Regions from separate parts of the Homo sapiens genome. Here regions 2, 3, 4 and 5 are each linked to region 1. The links are chromatin contacts, found by Hi-C or POLR2A ChIA-PET in ENCODE. All regions are on one chromosome and are shown on one strand. The core of a region is the stretch at or near the end of the contact, and the rest is flanking DNA. Distances in the headings are between cores, read along the strand shown.

What was found. Hi-C counts contacts between places; a loop is a spot of excess contacts on that map. ChIA-PET counts read pairs that join two places held with the same protein, here RNA polymerase II (POLR2A). Pooled maps may share reads with other maps.
Region 2: a loop to region 1 is called in a map of CD4-positive, alpha-beta T cell, with 4 times the contacts of the local background. The contact joins the promoter of TMEM263-DT here to the promoter of FICD in region 1. A Hi-C loop is called at or near these places in 2 of 168 maps with a recorded cell type or tissue (CD4-positive, alpha-beta T cell and naive thymus-derived CD4-positive, alpha-beta T cell) and 8 of 50 pooled maps.
Region 3: a map of naive thymus-derived CD4-positive, alpha-beta T cell shows a loop between it and region 1 (5-fold over the local background). The contact joins the promoter of MTERF2 here to the promoter of FICD in region 1. A Hi-C loop is called at or near these places in 1 of 168 maps with a recorded cell type or tissue (naive thymus-derived CD4-positive, alpha-beta T cell) and 8 of 50 pooled maps. POLR2A ChIA-PET finds 5 or more read pairs at or near these places in 1 of 52 experiments (activated CD4-positive, alpha-beta T cell).
Region 4: a map of CD8-positive, alpha-beta T cell shows a loop between it and region 1 (7-fold over the local background). The contact joins the enhancer-like site here to the promoter of FICD in region 1. A Hi-C loop is called at or near these places in 1 of 168 maps with a recorded cell type or tissue (CD8-positive, alpha-beta T cell) and 2 of 50 pooled maps. POLR2A ChIA-PET finds 5 or more read pairs at or near these places in 1 of 52 experiments (Panc1).
Region 5: a loop to region 1 is called in a map of ascending aorta, with 5 times the contacts of the local background. The contact joins the promoter of MMAB here to the promoter of FICD in region 1. A Hi-C loop is called at or near these places in 4 of 168 maps with a recorded cell type or tissue (CD4-positive, alpha-beta T cell, ascending aorta and naive thymus-derived CD4-positive, alpha-beta T cell) and 13 of 50 pooled maps. POLR2A ChIA-PET finds 5 or more read pairs at or near these places in 1 of 52 experiments (T-cell).

The regions. Positions count from the first base shown.
Region 1 is chr12:108,513,530-108,516,745 of GRCh38, forward strand. It overlaps FICD (FIC domain protein adenylyltransferase), which reads left to right and starts at 1,748. Exons shown (of 3, transcript NM_007076.3): 1 at 1,748-1,832. RefSeq lists enhancers at 1,220-1,279, 3,182-3,216.
Region 2 is chr12:106,953,995-106,957,210 of GRCh38, forward strand. TMEM263-DT (TMEM263 divergent transcript) reads right to left here and starts at 1,501. Exons shown (of 1, transcript NR_185933.1): 1 at 1-1,501. TMEM263 (transmembrane protein 263) reads left to right here and starts at 1,913. Exons shown (of 4, transcript NM_152261.4): 1 at 1,913-2,071; 2 at 3,088-3,155. RefSeq lists a silencer at 1,541-2,300 and enhancers at 1,577-1,871, 2,801-2,860.
Region 3 is chr12:106,985,523-106,988,738 of GRCh38, forward strand. It overlaps MTERF2 (mitochondrial transcription termination factor 2), which reads right to left and starts at 1,624. Exons shown (of 3, transcript NM_001033050.3): 1 at 1,447-1,624.
Region 4 is chr12:107,367,061-107,370,276 of GRCh38, forward strand. The region is part of intron 1 of ABTB3 (ankyrin repeat and BTB domain containing 3); the gene reads left to right. Among named protein-coding and RNA genes, the nearest start is that of ABTB3, 50 kb to the left of the region's middle. Within about 2 kb of position 1,636, at least 3 of the 41 ENCODE cell types and tissues checked have a DNase peak (open chromatin) inside an H3K27ac peak, as active enhancers do; they include CD8-positive, alpha-beta T cell, where a contact is called at or near this core.
Region 5 is chr12:109,572,254-109,574,753 of GRCh38, forward strand. MMAB (metabolism of cobalamin associated B) reads right to left here and starts at 1,251. Exons shown (of 9, transcript NM_052845.4): 1 at 1,094-1,251. The coding sequence starts at 1,227. MVK (mevalonate kinase) reads left to right here and starts at 1,541. Exons shown (of 11, transcript NM_000431.4): 1 at 1,541-1,620. RefSeq lists enhancers at 641-1,142, 1,143-1,642 and silencers at 1,402-1,531, 1,552-1,781.

The sequences.
Region 1 (3,216 bases), core at 498-2,997:
CATCACACTGTGCACAGTTTACAGAAAAGCCTAGACAGATGATCAACAAGATCAAGTCACTTGCTGAATGTGATTCAGTTTGCAAGGGGCAGAACTGGGATTTGAACCCAGGTCTGTGTGACTCCCAACAGTGACACCCCACAACCACCACCTAGCCCTGCCTCCAAGAGCAATACACGTCACAGAGGAGGTCAGATCTTGAAGCATCAAGCCTTCTGCAAATCCTGAACTGGATGCCAAAAGCAAGGTAGGCTGTTTGTCCCCATTTTACAAGTGGGGAAAGTGAGGCTAGGAGTAACGTGCCCAAGGTGACACGGAGAGTAAATGGCAAAGTCTGAATTTGAGCTCAGGTCTCTTTGACTCCCCAGAATCTGAACTGCTAACTTCTAAATGCTTAGCGTTTCTGGGGCACCTCCCTAGATGTTTAATTTCAGTATTTGTGGATTAAGATGGAGGTTTCCATTCTCTGCTTCAAGGAAAAAATTTCTCTCTGGGAAGCCAAAAGAACTAGCCAGGTCCTTCTGGAGAGGATACAAATTAAAAAGTCAGGGAGAACCGAGGGGGTGGCTTGCGCCTGTAATCTTAGCGCTTTGGGAAGCCGAGATGGAGGGAGAGCTTAAGGTCAAGAGTTCGAGACCAGCCCGGGCGACATAGTGAGACCCGGTCTCTAAAGAAAATAAAAAATCAGAAATAGGTCGGGCGCGATGGCTCACGCCTGTAATCCCAGCACTTTGGGAGGCCGAGGCAGGCGAATCTTCTGAGGTCAGGAGTTCGAGACCAGCCTGGCCAACGTGGTGAAACCCCATCTCTACTAAAAATACACAAATTAGGCGGGCGTGGTGATGCGCGCCTGTAATCCCAGCTACTCGGGAGGCTGAGGCAGGAGAATCGCTTCAACCTGGGAGGCGGAGGTTGCAGTGGGCCAAGATCGTGCCACTTCCCTCCAGCCTGGGCAACAGAGTGCGATTCCGTCTCAAAAAAAAAGAAAGAAAGCAAGACAGAGAGAGAGAAAAAAAAAGAAAGAAAGAAAGAAAAGAAAAGAAAAGAAAATTCGCCGGGCATGGTGGCATGCACCTGTAGTCCCAGCTACTCGGGAGGCTGAGATGGGAGGATTGCTTGAGCCCAGGAGGTGGAGGCTGCAGTGAGCTGCAATTGCTCCACCGCACTCCAGCCTGGGCGACACAACGAGACCCTGTATTTTATAAGAAAAAAAAAAGTTGTTTAAGTCAGGGAGGAAAAGACACAGAGAGGAAAAGAGTAAAGAAGAAGAAGGCGGCAAACTCAGCAGCATGGGGTGGAGGCTAAGAACAGGGGCTGCGCAGTCAAGCAGGCTAACCGGGTGAAGGGGTGAAAAGCATCAGCATCTTCATTTCACAACCGGGAAAAATGAGGCACACGACAGCGGCTCCGGGACGAAGAGACCCGAGGAAAAGACCGCCGTGGAACTTCCAGTTTCCGGGCCCGCCACCTAGTGTGCCCCAAATCCGCACGCCCATCGGGTTTCCAGCACCTGCTCCTCCTGCCTGTGGCCTAGGCCCCGCCCCTCCCGCTGCTTATTGGCTGCTACGTGAACGAGACAAACGCAAGCAACAACCAATGGGAGTGGCCCACGGCGCGTCTTTCCCGGGGAAGCCGACGCGGACGCGGGAACCCGGAAATGCGAGGGAAGGACAAGTGGGGAAAGCCAATCCGCCGCGACGAGGGCTGCGGGCGGTTCAATGGCAAGTCGCCGGGGGCGGGGCCAGAGGCCGGCGGAGAAGGAGGACCCGGGAGCCGGCGGCCCGGAGCTGGGAGCGCGGGGAAGGCGGTTGGGGTTCTGACAGCTGCGCGCGGTGAGAAGGGGAAAAGCCCTAGGGGCTCGAGAGGATGAAGCCGGGAAGGGTGCGACGGGGCCGCGAGCCCTGGGCGGGGTTCGGGAAGGGAGGCTCTGCAGTCTTGGAGGGGACTCAGACCGGTCCCCTCCCCTCTCCGGGCCTCAGTTCTCCCTTTCTAGGGAAGTGTGGGGGAGAGATTCGCGCCTCCCAGAACGCACTCCTTCCCTGCACACACCCCTGGCACCGGCGAACTGCCCCCTTTCCTGTACCGCCCCGCCCAGGAGCCTGTCCCCTCGGGAAGCCCGCCCAGACCCCTGGACCCGCGCAGCACTCCAGGCGCACCCCTATTAAAGCGCACCCCAAGCCATTTCACATGTTCTGTGGCAATGGGCCAGGATCCCCATGAGACTCAGAACCCCGTGATCCATCAGTCATTCCCGGGTCAGGACCAGCCCAGAGCAGGTGCACAGGCCCTGCTTAGTAATAAGGTAGAAATCGAGACCTGGGGACCGGGTTCAGAGGCCCTGGGGTTTCCTTCCGGATGCCTCTGTTTACCTCCTGTGGGCCTTCTGGAATTTAACTTATGCTCTCTGTGTCTTGGTTTCCCTTGTCTGTAAAATGGAGCTAGCGGTAGCTCTTCCTTCATAGGGTGGCATGAGGGTGAAACGAGGCAATGCGTGGCCAGTACACTGCTCAGCACCTAGGACACCATAGTTGCTTAATAAGTGCTTATTGTTAGCATAGTGTTTGCATGCCTGGCCCCACCTCCACTCCCACTGCCAGCCCCAAGCACATACAAGCCATGTTGTCACTGAGGCCAAGCACTGTGGCCCACAGCCTGAGTTCCTTTCGAGATGCTCGAACTGCTCATCTTCTTGATGGGGTCCCTTCTGGACAGGCCAGAAATGGAAGGCCAGAGAGGGGAAGGGCACTGTGGGAGCTGTGGCTGAATATCAGGGTGAGGGCAATAAATGAGGCCACCCAACAATTGTGCTTATCAAAGATTGGGCGTCAGAACTGCTGTGGCTGATCTGCCTGGGTGTCTGTCAGTCATTTATGTCCCAAATGTTTGACATATGTCCACAAATCCAGTGTTTGTGGTCAGAAGCCACAGGGATATATGGGAAGGGGGGACACTTTAGAGCCGTGGGGTTCCTGAGTTCAAGTCCTAAGGCTGTCACTTGCTCCCGGCGAGACTTTCGGCAAGGGACTTCACCTCTCTGAACCTCAGTTCCCTCACCTGGAGAAGGGTGAAAACATCAGCTCAAGTCGTTGAAGATTGCAGGAGGTGACCCATGTGAGGCATTTGGTGCTTAGCACACGGCCTGGATTATGGCAAGTGCTCATTAATTGTTGGACCACAGCAGTGTTTTCACATTCATACTGCCCAGGAGGTGGCACC
Region 2 (3,216 bases), core at 251-2,750, 1.6 Mb before region 1:
AATCTTAGTTAGTTTATGAAACAGATTCAACTGCTGCTTTGAGTTATGGCTTTTAATAACCGTAAAAATGCAAAATCTCCCAGGAGTGGCTACAATCTTGTCAGTCATTTGTACTTTAATAATAATTAGATTCTCTTGTAAAACGACGTGCAAAGGGAAGAAGAAACAAGACGTAATTGTGCACTTCATAATTTTACCTAGAGTTCAACCTTGAAAGGTCACATATTAAGGATAGAAGTTTGTGTAATAACGAGAAAACAGAGGATATCCGTTTCTTCACATACTGGATAAACAACAATCCACGGATCCTGCTAATCATCCAACCCATATGTTGAATTGACAAGAGTATTTAATTTCCTCTTTCTGCTTTGAGAAACTAAATATCTTGACAGTCTGAGCACAGTGGCTTAAGTGGCCTTAATTCTCTGATTTCATAAGTTAATGATTAGGTTGAAGCTATAAACTATAGTCCATTCCATTTAAGACCTGGATCAAAGTTAGCTTCATCCAGCATGTTTTAGCACGTCCTTTCTGAGCTATGTTGTCAGTAGTTACCATTCAGTTCCACCATCCTGAATATTCTGCAGTTGATAAACCATTTTGTGAATTTTTTTTTTTTGCTTTCTGTGTATGTTTTTGACTCGCGTGTTTTTGCTTCGCTAATCAGATTGCGAAAGGAAACATCTCACGTTTGCATAGGACTTCACAGTTCATAAAGACCTTTCCCACCCACCACAAAAAAAGTATGACAAGTTTCCCGTCATCTTCATTTTATAGGTGTGGAAAGGGAGTCAAAGAAAAGTTAATCGATACCATTTATCTAGTTAAGCAGGCTTTGAGCAGTTCATCTCCTCCCGTCCTCAAAACGACCTTCTGAGGTGTCTCCTGCAACCCTGCTCTGAAGCTCAGAGCGAGACGGCCTCACATCCCAGGGGGCTCAGCTCTGGCGGGGCCGCCACGCGCCTCCCCGTGCCTTTGGACGGGTGAGGAGAGCTGCTGCCCCGGCGGGGACCACGTGGAGGGGCCTGGTCAGCAAGTGGCAAGGACGCGGCGCAAAGCCAGGCTTTCTAATGTACAATCCGCGGCTCTTTCGATACTGAACACCCACCTCTTCAACAAATTCGAGCGCCTGGCAGGCCCTGCACCAAGCCTAGGGTGATGGCGACCCAGGCGGGTTTTTACTCTCAAGGAGCTCAATTCTAGGGCAGGGAGAAGTAAAATTAAAAAAAAAAAAATCATAACAAACTGAAAAACACATAAATAAGCCACGTCTCTCCTCACCCCTAGCACTTAATCACAAAGGCCTGTAGAGAGTCCCGACGAGAACTTCTGAGCAGGCCCCGCTGTCAGTCCCTGAGGACAGCATGCAAGGGAGGTTGACGTCCCTGGACGAAGAAAGTGCTGGAGAAACTGGCGACCGTCCCACCTTCCCTAAGGCGAAGGCTCTGAATTCCGAAGACCGTTACTCGGCGCGGAACGCGGGCACCGCCGACGTCAAAACACCGGGCCTGGGGGCCGCGGCCTACGCGTCTCCCGGGCTTCGCGCCCCTCGCCCGATTTGATTGGATGGTGGCGGGAAGAAGGCGGGGAGACCCCCGGAGGAGGGGCGCGCAGGCCGGCCGGGGGTTCCCACGGAGGCGTCCAGGGGGCGAAGGGGCGGGAGCGGGCCTCGGAGCGTCGCGCGTGCGCAATTGGGACACAGCCGGCTGGGGACTGCTGGGAGGGCCGGACCCTGCGAGAACGGGTGGGCGTGTGCCCGGTGGGCGCGGGAGGGGCCCGGGCTGCACGAGCGCGCGTGCGCGTCGGAACTGGAGCCGCGGGAGGAGGCGGGAGCTGAGGAGGCGGCGGAGGGGGCGGGTCGCGTCGGGCGCCACGTCCGCAGCCAGAGGCCTCCGCCTCCACCACCGCCGCCACAGTCTTCCAGCTCCACATCCTGAGAGGACGCCTCTGGAGCCGCGACTGCCCGGGGTTGTGCCGGCCGCCGCTGCCGCCCAGGCCGCCTCAGCTCTCCTCTGCGCCGGCCCGCTCACTCCGCCCGGCCCCAGCCCTAGCGCTGGCCGCGACCCCGGCGGTGAGTGAGTCGGGATGCGAGGGCAGGGGCGCAGTCCCGGCTTCCTGCCCTCCTCCGTCGCCCTCTGCCGTCGGCGCCCCTGCCCCTCACCTCCCAGTGCCCGGCCTGGCTGCCCAGCGGGGCCTTGGCGAGGCCCCAGCGGGAAAGGGGGAGGGGCGGGACGAAGTTGGGGGCGGATGGAGGTTCGCTTCTGGGGCTACTCCTCCTTATACGTCGCTGACTGCCCCGCCGCGATTGGAGCTTGCGCACCCCTGGAAAGCCTCCGCCTGACTTCTTAGCATCTGGGGGTTCGGGGTTGGGGGCGGAGGAGGAAGGTGAGGGGCATCAGCAGCCTGGGAGAGGGATGCAGCGGAGGGGCTTGGGTACCGGGCTTCCTCGCCCTGCCAACTCCTGACCTGTTGCTAAACCTCCCTTTTGGGTTCAGGCACACAAGACTTTTTCCCAGTGGACACCCCCATAGCTCTTCCTGGGTAGGAAGGCTGTATCTCCACGCCTAACCTAAAGTAAAAGTGGGAATGGAGAGGGTGCTGGCCGCGCCCAGGGGTGACAGGGAGGGCTGGAGCACCCATCCGTGCCGTCACTGCCTCCCAGTCTAAATAAAAACTGCCTGCTCTGCACACGCAGCTTCAAGACCGACCCCCCAGCTCCCACTTCCAATCAGATCGCCTGTCCTAAACCCTTCTTACATAGAAATTCTGGAGCCCTTCGGGAGTGGGGGGAGTGCTGGGTGTACAACGTGGAGCGGAGGGAGGAGGTGCCAAGCTCAGTGCTAGCCACGGCGCCTCCAGGGTCATTTTCTGCCTCCTGCCACGTCACTCACTGCTAAAGAAAAAAAAAAGATTTGCTAGTGCCTAAAGGGATCAGTAGGGAGAGAAGGGGCCACCCGGAAGGGTTTAGAAACACCTAGAGAAAAGGGAAGGGTTCTTAATTTGATTTTTGCGTCCTTGTGAACACTGTGCTAATTCCAAATGAAAATATTTGCTATATGTGATTATTTGCTGTATGCTATTGTTTAGCCTTTGAAACTTCTGCTGGTGTGAGTGCCCTCAGGGGTTCCCCAGGAATATCGATACAACACCAACAGGTAAACGCGCGCGCCCGTGTGTGTGTGTGTGTGTGTGTGTGTGTGTGTGTGTGTGTGTGTG
Region 3 (3,216 bases), core at 374-2,873, 1.5 Mb before region 1:
CATGATTTCATGGCACCATGGACTTTTACACTTGCGCACAAGTGGTACAACAGCTGCAGCTGTTCACGTGTTGTTTCTGTCTCAACACTACATGGACAGACTGGTCACCACAGTGTTCCAATGAACTGCTTCCCTATCCTTCACCCAGCTGCCTTCACTGCCTCTAGGAGGCATTCCTGGGCAGGTGGCCTTCTGTGTGCTCTTCCACAGCACCCTGCTCCGGACGCTACTGCAGCACTTATTATGCTCTTACAAGTTCTTCATTCTTCCAACCAGTAGGAATTTTGTTGCTGTTTGTTTGAAGTTCAAGCTGTGTATCAGGCATACTAGGCACAGATCTGCTAAAACAACACTTCTTCACACCTCTGTTTGGATCACAGATCAACTCAGAACCTGAGAGTCACAGACTCTCTTTCCAGAAGAAAAGACCCACGCTCACAACATTTCGCAAATGATTTTAGCAGGATTCATGGACACCCTGCAGCCCGGCCATGAATGACCTGCACTAGATTTACAAGCGTTGGGAAGGCAGGAACTGAACGGTGTTCTGCTTTATTCCCTGCACCCAGCAAAGAACTTGTTCCACAGAGAGACAAAATTAGTATTTGTCAGGTGAAACTGAGTGAACAAGTGGATGCGGTACATTAATGCAGTGGGTAAAACTGGGTTAGCAGAGCCAGACTGCCTGATTCCTGGACAACAGTTGTGTTGTGACTTGAAGAAGTTACTTCACCTCTCTGAGCCTCAGTTTGGCATCAGGAAAATGGTGATACTATCTCCTGGGTGACTGCAAAGATCAAACGAGTTAATACCATAAATCACTTAGAATATGCAGAAAACTCTTCACATATACTAAATCATTAAATCATCACAACAACTCATTTTAAAATGAGGAAACAGACGCAGGTAAAGGAACTTGCCCAAGGTTACTCAGCTAAAAAAAAAAACAAAAAACAAAAAACCGGCAGAATTTGGACTCAAACCCCACAGGTTGGCTCCAGAGTCCTGCCTGCTCTTAGCCCTGTGCCCCCACATATAGCAATGCTTTTGGTAAATGTTTGTTAAATCACAATGTGGGCTGTTCTAGGATGCTTGTTTCTTAAGCATTTTTGGGGAGTGAAATTCACTTCTGTAATACACAGTTATGGTTAGTATGGTCTTCTCTACACCACCACTGGTTTCAATAAAGTTCTTCTTTCGTAACACATATGCCCTGCTGCCAGTTTCAAATTGACCAACGTTTATAAGCAAGGAAAAACGAGGGTCCACGGAAGATCTCCAGGACCGATCAAAAGGCCGCACATTCACTGTGGGGCCTCCGCTTTTCCAGAGAAACCCGGCAGGCTGAGCTGAGCGTCTGGCGAGGCGTGGGGTTTTGCGGGCCCTGACCGCTGCGGCGCCGCTGGTGAGGAACACGCCCAGGAGCAGAGGAAGGGGGCGACTCACCCGTCGGCGTCAGCTCCAAGCAAGGCACAGGGAGTCCCGGGGGCCAGGCCCCGTCCTTCCCTCTCTCTCCGGCCAGCCTCCCCACAGTCCGCAGTCCCCGAGGCCTGGAGCCGGGATTTCGGTCCTCGGTCTCAAGAAGCTCCCGACAGTTCTCAGCAGCGCCAACCAGGCCATCAGTCCCTTCGCCCATGGCCAATCAGGGCTCGGGAGATGACCGCCAACCCCCGCCCCCCCAAGACACGCCCCCGCGTCCCAACGCAGCCAGTCAGAGCGCGGGACACAACTACGCGTCCCTCCCCGCACCACGAGGGCGAGTCGGAGTGGGAATCGGCTTTCCAGGCAGCCCAGCCTGTGCTGGCGGGGGCATCTGGCATTTTCACACCCTTTCCTTCCCAGCATTTTAGGAAGCGGAGTTCCAGTAGCTTTGACGCTTAGAAAATATAAGAAAAAAAAGAAGTAACAGAAACCGCTATATCTTTAAGATAGAGCCAATCACTGTTCCCAAAATAATTCAGTTAGGTAAAGAACCAACTTACAAAAGAAATGTTTAAAAAACCCCCAAAGTTCTTTGAAACACATCTGAACTCTTCCCCGCCCCCACCCTACCCCAGCAGTTAGCGACTGTCTTTAAAAGCCATTCTCCTTTCTCTCCCTCCTTGCCACCTTCACCTAAATACTCCCCTTTTCTGATAAACTGCCAAGTGGTTTCCATTCTAATTATTACCGGTGATGCCCAACCTCATACACTAAACACGTTAATTTCTCCTTAAAGCCAGGCTGAATGTCTCTCTCATTTATTTTCACATTTATCCATCCAAAAAACAAGTATTTATGGCAGGCCTGCTAAGTGCCAAGCATATTGAAACAGCAATGAGAAAATAGAGGGGGAATAAAACACATTCCCTGTCCTTATGGAGCTTACATTCTAGTGGAGGGCAGAGATATCAACAACTAATAACGTGACTAATCACACCTAGTTAAGTGTTATCGAGGACAGGGTGCCCTGAGCTGGGCCTGGTGATTCTGTTTGTGTGGAGTTGGAGTCAGGAAAACTGGTTTTCCCAGCTGGAGGTGTCTGCTGTCAGGTGTTCGTAGCACACTGTGCACAGTTCTGCCGTCGGTGGCACTGGCATACAGACTGCCCTCGCACCCTGTGGAGTGAATTCCTTGAGGCTACTGATTATTTTTTCTGTCAACAATGCTGGGCACACAGTAGGAACTCAGGAAATGTTAACTAAATCTTTGAGTCTAGTCTCACTATGCAGTTTAGGCTCAACAGGCTATATTGAGAGGAGCTCACACGTGCATTTAACTCCACTGAGTAGCAGCAAGAATCCTGGCTCCTCAAGATCACCCACCTCTGATCTCTAGGATATTCTAGAATGATCTGAGCAACTCATGTGTACAGCTGGGGGGTGTTTGTCCAGCAACTCCTGAGTTATCCGAATATAAAAACTCTATTATGCATAGATTTATTGCACACTTTTTCCTGAAATAAAATGATTTGGGGTCCAGACTAACCAAAGTGTGTCATTTGCACTTAGGAAAAGGAAATTAGGATACAGAAAAGGAAGTTAAGGAATGTAAACTCAGGACTTAGAACTGCAAGCTGCCATCACTGGTCAGGAGGGAGGGAGCAGAAATGTGCACCAGGGTGCTGGAAGCTTGTATTAGGGCTCCACGTAATTGTGCAAGGAATTACAATACATATGACCCCGTGCATTGTAATCAAAACTTGAAACTGACAAATCAGCTATGCCAACTGTATTA
Region 4 (3,216 bases), core at 386-2,885, 1.1 Mb before region 1:
GATTTGCTTAGATTTTGCCACAGTTGGTACAGTCCGGTTCTTGTCTCATCAGACTGCTTGCTTCTTTGTCCTTTATTGGAAGGTGCCTTCCCCGGATCACAGTGAGGTGGAAGATTGGCAGTAGCTGCTGTGAATGGGTATGAGCCTATACCTTCATACCAAGGGGGTGGTAACCATAGAGATTGTGAAGTGAAAACCCATCCAAGTTGATTAAAATTTGGTGAGGAAAAGGAAACTCTGTGCTTGACTGATTGGCATGAAGAGTTTAAAATGCATACTGAAGTCAACCAAGAAAAATGATTTACACTTTTTCCTCTTTCCTTTTTGTTTTGGATCTTGGATTCAACAGAGGGTTGAATTATTCATACTCAGAAGTTCACGGAAATTTTATCATTATGCAAGGGCTCTCTCTCTCATTTTATTAATATTTTATTTTTATTATTTTTATGTATTTATTTATTTTAGACAGAGTCTCACTCTGTAGCCCAAGCTGGAGTGCAGTGGCGCAGTTTCGGCTCACTGCAACCTCTGCCTCCTCCCAGCTCAAGCGATTCTCGTGCCTCAGCCTCCGAGTAGCTGGGACTATAGGCGAACGGCACCACCCTGGCTAATTTTTTGTATTTTAGTAGAGACGGGATTTTACCATGTTGCCCAGGGCAGTCTCGAACTCCTGAGCTCGGGCAATCTGCCTGCCTTGGCCTTCCAAAGTGCTGGGATTACAGGGGTGAGCCACCACTCCCGGCCTCTCTCTCTCATTTTAGTTCTTCACTTTTTTGTCTATAATCTCCACTCCCCTGTAGGTACTCATCCAAGGCGTTTAATATATGCTCTTGAACAGGTACATGTCTTTATAAAACATGTAAAATTGCTTTCTGTGTGTGTGTTATTGATTTATAGAAACGATATTGCACAAAGGAGCTTGTCCTGATCTTTCCATTTTCACCTATGTTCTCAATATCTATCCATGTTGGTTGTACATCTAGCTTATTATTTCTAACAGCTGCACAGTTAACTCCATCAAGATAGGCTAAGTTATGCAGCGGTAATAGCACAAAAATCTTAGCAGCTTAAAATTATGCAGGTTTACTGCTTGGCTCCACTACATATCCATCCCGTTAATAAGAGTTTTGCTTTGGAGACGTAGGCTGATGGAGCCTCCACCATTCAACACGGCAGAGAGATGAGCAAGTAGCAAATCACACACTGGCTCTTAAAGGCTCTGTCCAGAAGGTGACAAATAGCACACTGATTTTTAAAGCCTGCCCAGAAGTGGCCAAAACAAGTCACATGGCCATTCTCCACTTTAAAAGCAGTGGGAACTGCAAGCCTACTATGAATCTAAGAGACGGAGACACTGGAAATATTTGGTGAACTGTGTAATGACTATCACATAGTTGGCACCCATCATATTTTGTGTCTATCCATTCTTTAATGATGGGCAACTAGTTGCATCCAATTCCCCAGTACCGTGAACAATAATGTTGTCATTATGGGAACAATCTCCTTTCACTTGTTCCCATATGGACCCCATGCAAGTATCTATACTCAGGAGTGGGTTGGTCGGGTCACAGGGTTTATACAAACTTGGTTTCGATAATCAGTACCAGGTGAGTCTCTGGAACTGCTATGCCAGTCTAGACCCCCACCAGTGGCGCGGAGGGGTTCCCATTTACCCATATCCTGTTTAACAATCAATATTACTCAACATTGTAATTTTGTAAATCTGTTGAGTATAATGTGGAATCTATTGTTACTTTCATTTTCATTTATCTTATTACTAACGAATTTGAGCATCTTTTCATCTGCCTGTTGACTATTCTGGTTTCCACTTCTGTGACCTGCCTATTCATATCTACAGACCATTTTTCTATTGCATTTCCTTTCTTTTCTCATTGATTTATAGGAGTTACATATGTAGTTAGATGTTAATTCTTTGTTGGGTTTAGACATTGTAAATATCACTTTCCACTCTGCCACCTCTCTGTTAACTTTGTTCACAGTGTCTTTTGTTGAACAGAAGCCCTAATTTTGATGTAATCAAATCTACCAACTTTTTTTTCTTTTTGCTTTTTGGTTCGTGCCTTGGGGATTTTATTTAAGAGGACCTTCCATGCCCTAAGTTCACAAAGGTATTGTTTCACTTTCTTCTGTTAGCTTTGTAACTTTGCTTTCACATTTAGGTTTTTCATCCACTTAGAGTCTACTTTCATATATTGTGTTTGAGAGGGATCCAAATTCATTTAGTGAGCCAGTTTTCTCGACATTATAGAACCATTCCTTTCCCCATCAAGATGAGATGCAACCTTTATTATAAATCAGGTTCAAACAAGGGTTTTTTTTTTTTTTTTTCTTTTTGAGATGGAGTCTCGCTCTTGTCACCCCGGCTGGAGTGAATGGTGTGATCTTGGCTCACTGCAACCTCTGCCTTCCACGTTCAAGCAATTCTCCTGCCCCAGCCTCCTGGGTAGCTGGGATTACAGGCACCCACCACCACACCCAGCTAATTTTTTGTATTTTTAAGAGAGACAGGATTTCACCATGTTGGTCAGGCTGGTCTCGAACTCCTGACCTCAGACGATCCACCCTCCTTGGCCTCCCAAAGTGCTGGGATTACAGGCATGAGCCACCATACCCAGCCCAAACATGGTTTTTTTTTTTTTTTTTTTTTTTTTTTCTGAGCTTTTGTTCTCTTCTGAGCTCTCTGCACCTTATTGTTCAAGAAATAAAACAGAATGAGTTTTGTTTGGCAGAATTTGCCTGGTGTATTCTGAGTAGGGGAGCCCTGATGATTTCCTGTAATGCTGGGAGGTGGTGAGGCATAATGAAACTAACATTAAACTTGGGGTCAGAGGAACCCAGGCTTGTTCCTGGCTCCACCACTTACAGCCACGTGAACTTGAACTACTCCCTCAACCTCTCTGAGCCTCCGTTTCTACATCTATTAAACAGCGATGATGATATGTATCGCCTAGGAATTCTGTAAGAGTTAAATGCTAGAATATATGTAAAAGCATAGCTTTCAGTAAACGTTATTTTCCCTTTGATCATTGTCACCAGACAAAAACTCTAACAGTAAGTGGTTTTCCCCAGGCCTCACCAAGGTAGGTATAAATTGGGAACACATTATTCCTGATCCCTCAAATGTCACTGCCTCTTGTTCTCGCCTGCTAATGGATGACTTCTCCTCAGTTCTTTCGTTCCTTCTGTGTATCCCCA
Region 5 (2,500 bases), core at 1-2,500, 1.1 Mb after region 1:
TATTATTTTGAGATGGGGTCTCACTCTGTCACCCAGGCTGAAATGCAGTTGCACGATCTAGGCTCACTGCAACCTCTGCCTCCCAGGCTCAAACAATCCTCCCACCTCAGCCTCCCGAGCAGCTGGGAGCACGGGTGTATACCACCACACCCAGCTAATTTTTTTTTTTTTTTTTTTTTGGTAGAGACGGGTTTCACCATGTTGCTCAGGCTGGTTTTGAACTCCTGAGCTCAAGCAATACTCCTGCCTCAAACTCCCAAAGTGTTGTGATTACAGGCGTGAGCCACCGTATCTGGCCTATGATTATTTTGTTCACAGACAGGGTCTTGCTCTGTTGCCTAAGCTGGAATGCAGTGCAGTGGCATGATCATAGCTCACTGCAGCCTTGAACTCCTGAGCTCAAGTGATCCTCTGCCTCAGCCTCCCAAGTAGCTAGGACTCTTAACTCTATCCTACCCAAATTTTTATCTTATACTCCACCAACTCAGGGCCTCTTGCAGGAAAAGAAACCTGAGCCACTTCCATAGTATGAGGCTTCGAGTGTACTCAGAGATGAAGAATTGCCAAAATACAGCTCAAAAAGTGGCATTTTCAAAAAACAATGTAAACAACTCAAGGACATAGCTCAAAATTAAAATGTGACATTACAAGCCCATTCGAAGGTTAATTTCCTGGATCTGTGAACTAAATTAATCCATTATTAATCCACGGTACTCTAGAGGTTCTGAGGTCTGGGTTGAGGTGCAAGTTTCAAGGAATATGAGGAAAGCCATCTTTAGAAGGTGCTGGTGTATCTGGGACCTGGGGAATAAACTGCTTTGGAGATTGGTCACAATCTGAGTCGAGAGCCCTCCTGGCCCACATGGGATATGCCCTGCCCTGCCCGATGATAGCGGGACTTCATTGGGACTTAGGCAAAGACTACCTGGTCTCTGGCGCCCACGTGGCCCACGTTGCCATGGTGACGTCAGAACAGCGTGGAGACGTCACCTGACGGTTGCCGCGGTGACCTCACGGCGGTGTGACGTACCCATGGCGACGACACCACGATTCACGGCAGGTGTTCGAGTTGCCCTTCCCGCCAGCCACTCACCTGTCCCCGTCTTCCACGCCCTGAGGGCCGCGGCTCTGGAAACGGGGATACAGGAGCCTGGCGGCGCCGAAGCACCCGCGCAGGCCAAGACGGCTCCCCAGGCCAAGACGGCTCCCCAGGCCGCACACAGCCATGAGCCAGGCTGCTTGACGGGACCTGACCCCGCCAGGTTCCCGTCCAGTCCGCGGGGTGACTCCACCCACAGCTGGCCGCGCCACCGCTCAGGTTTCAATTTTTATTGGTTCGCAGTTCTCACCCCAGGGCGGGACACTCCCAGGGACTTGTTTCCCATTGGTTTAACGGAAGGAGCGGGGCGGGAAAACCCGTGTCGGCTTGGCTGCAACACCTATTGACCAATGTTCAAGCCTATTGGTAAAGGTACTCCGGGCTCGCGCGCTCTGATTGGCTGGCCTGAAGTACAACGCCTCCTCCCCTTGAGGCACGGGCGCTCTGGGTTGTGGGAGTTGGGGAGCTGCTCCGGCTTCGGCGCGGAGGGGCGGCGGCCGGGGAGGCGGCGGCGGCGGCAGGTGAGAGGCCGGGGTCGGGCGGCCGGGCGGCGCGAGGTCCTAGACCCAGGACGACGCTGAGCCAGGCGTCCAGCTTCTGTGGCTCAGTTTACCCAGCTCTGAGAGTCTTGCCCCGAGGGATCGGCGACCTCAATCTGACAGTCGTGATTTTGAGCTTGACAAGCAAGGGGATTCCCCGCTCTGAGCCTCAGTTTTTCTAAGAAATGGGGATCACGATAGTACTTAGCTCATAGTACACCTGAATCTTAGCGTAAGGTAATCTACGTAAAGCCTTAAGCGGAGGATAATTTTGCGTTATGTATAAAAGTGTAAATTGCACACACCTATAGACCCTGCAAGCTCCTTTCTAGGACTCTGTCCTGCAGAAATACTCATTTAAGTGTGCAAAACGAGGCGTACTGGGTGTTTTCTGCAGCCTTGTTTATAATTGTGACACATTGGAAACAGCCTAAATGTCCAGCAAAGAGTTCTTTCTGCTCCATGATTTCATGTAATTTCTACCTTTAATAGTAGTAGTTGTAAAAGCTGAAACGAAGAACAGAGCCAGTAATAAGTAGCTCTCAGTAATTGAATGATTAGTAGGTGCCAGACACCGCCAAGTGTTTCCCTTGCGTTAATTTAACCTTCCTAACATCCACCGAGGTAGGTACGGTTATTTTCTCTCCATATAACGTGTGGGGAAACCGAGGTTCTTAGCCATTTAAGTGAGTTAACTAAGATGACATCACTGGGGAGTGGAAGAGCTGGCATTTGAACCCAGATCTGTTGGATGTGTCCAGTTGACTCCTGCATTGCCTTTCTGGTACGTAGCAAGTGCTGGACGGTAACTACCTTTTTTGTTATTATGATGGGCTTGAACTAGGTGTTCTAAGATCTCTTC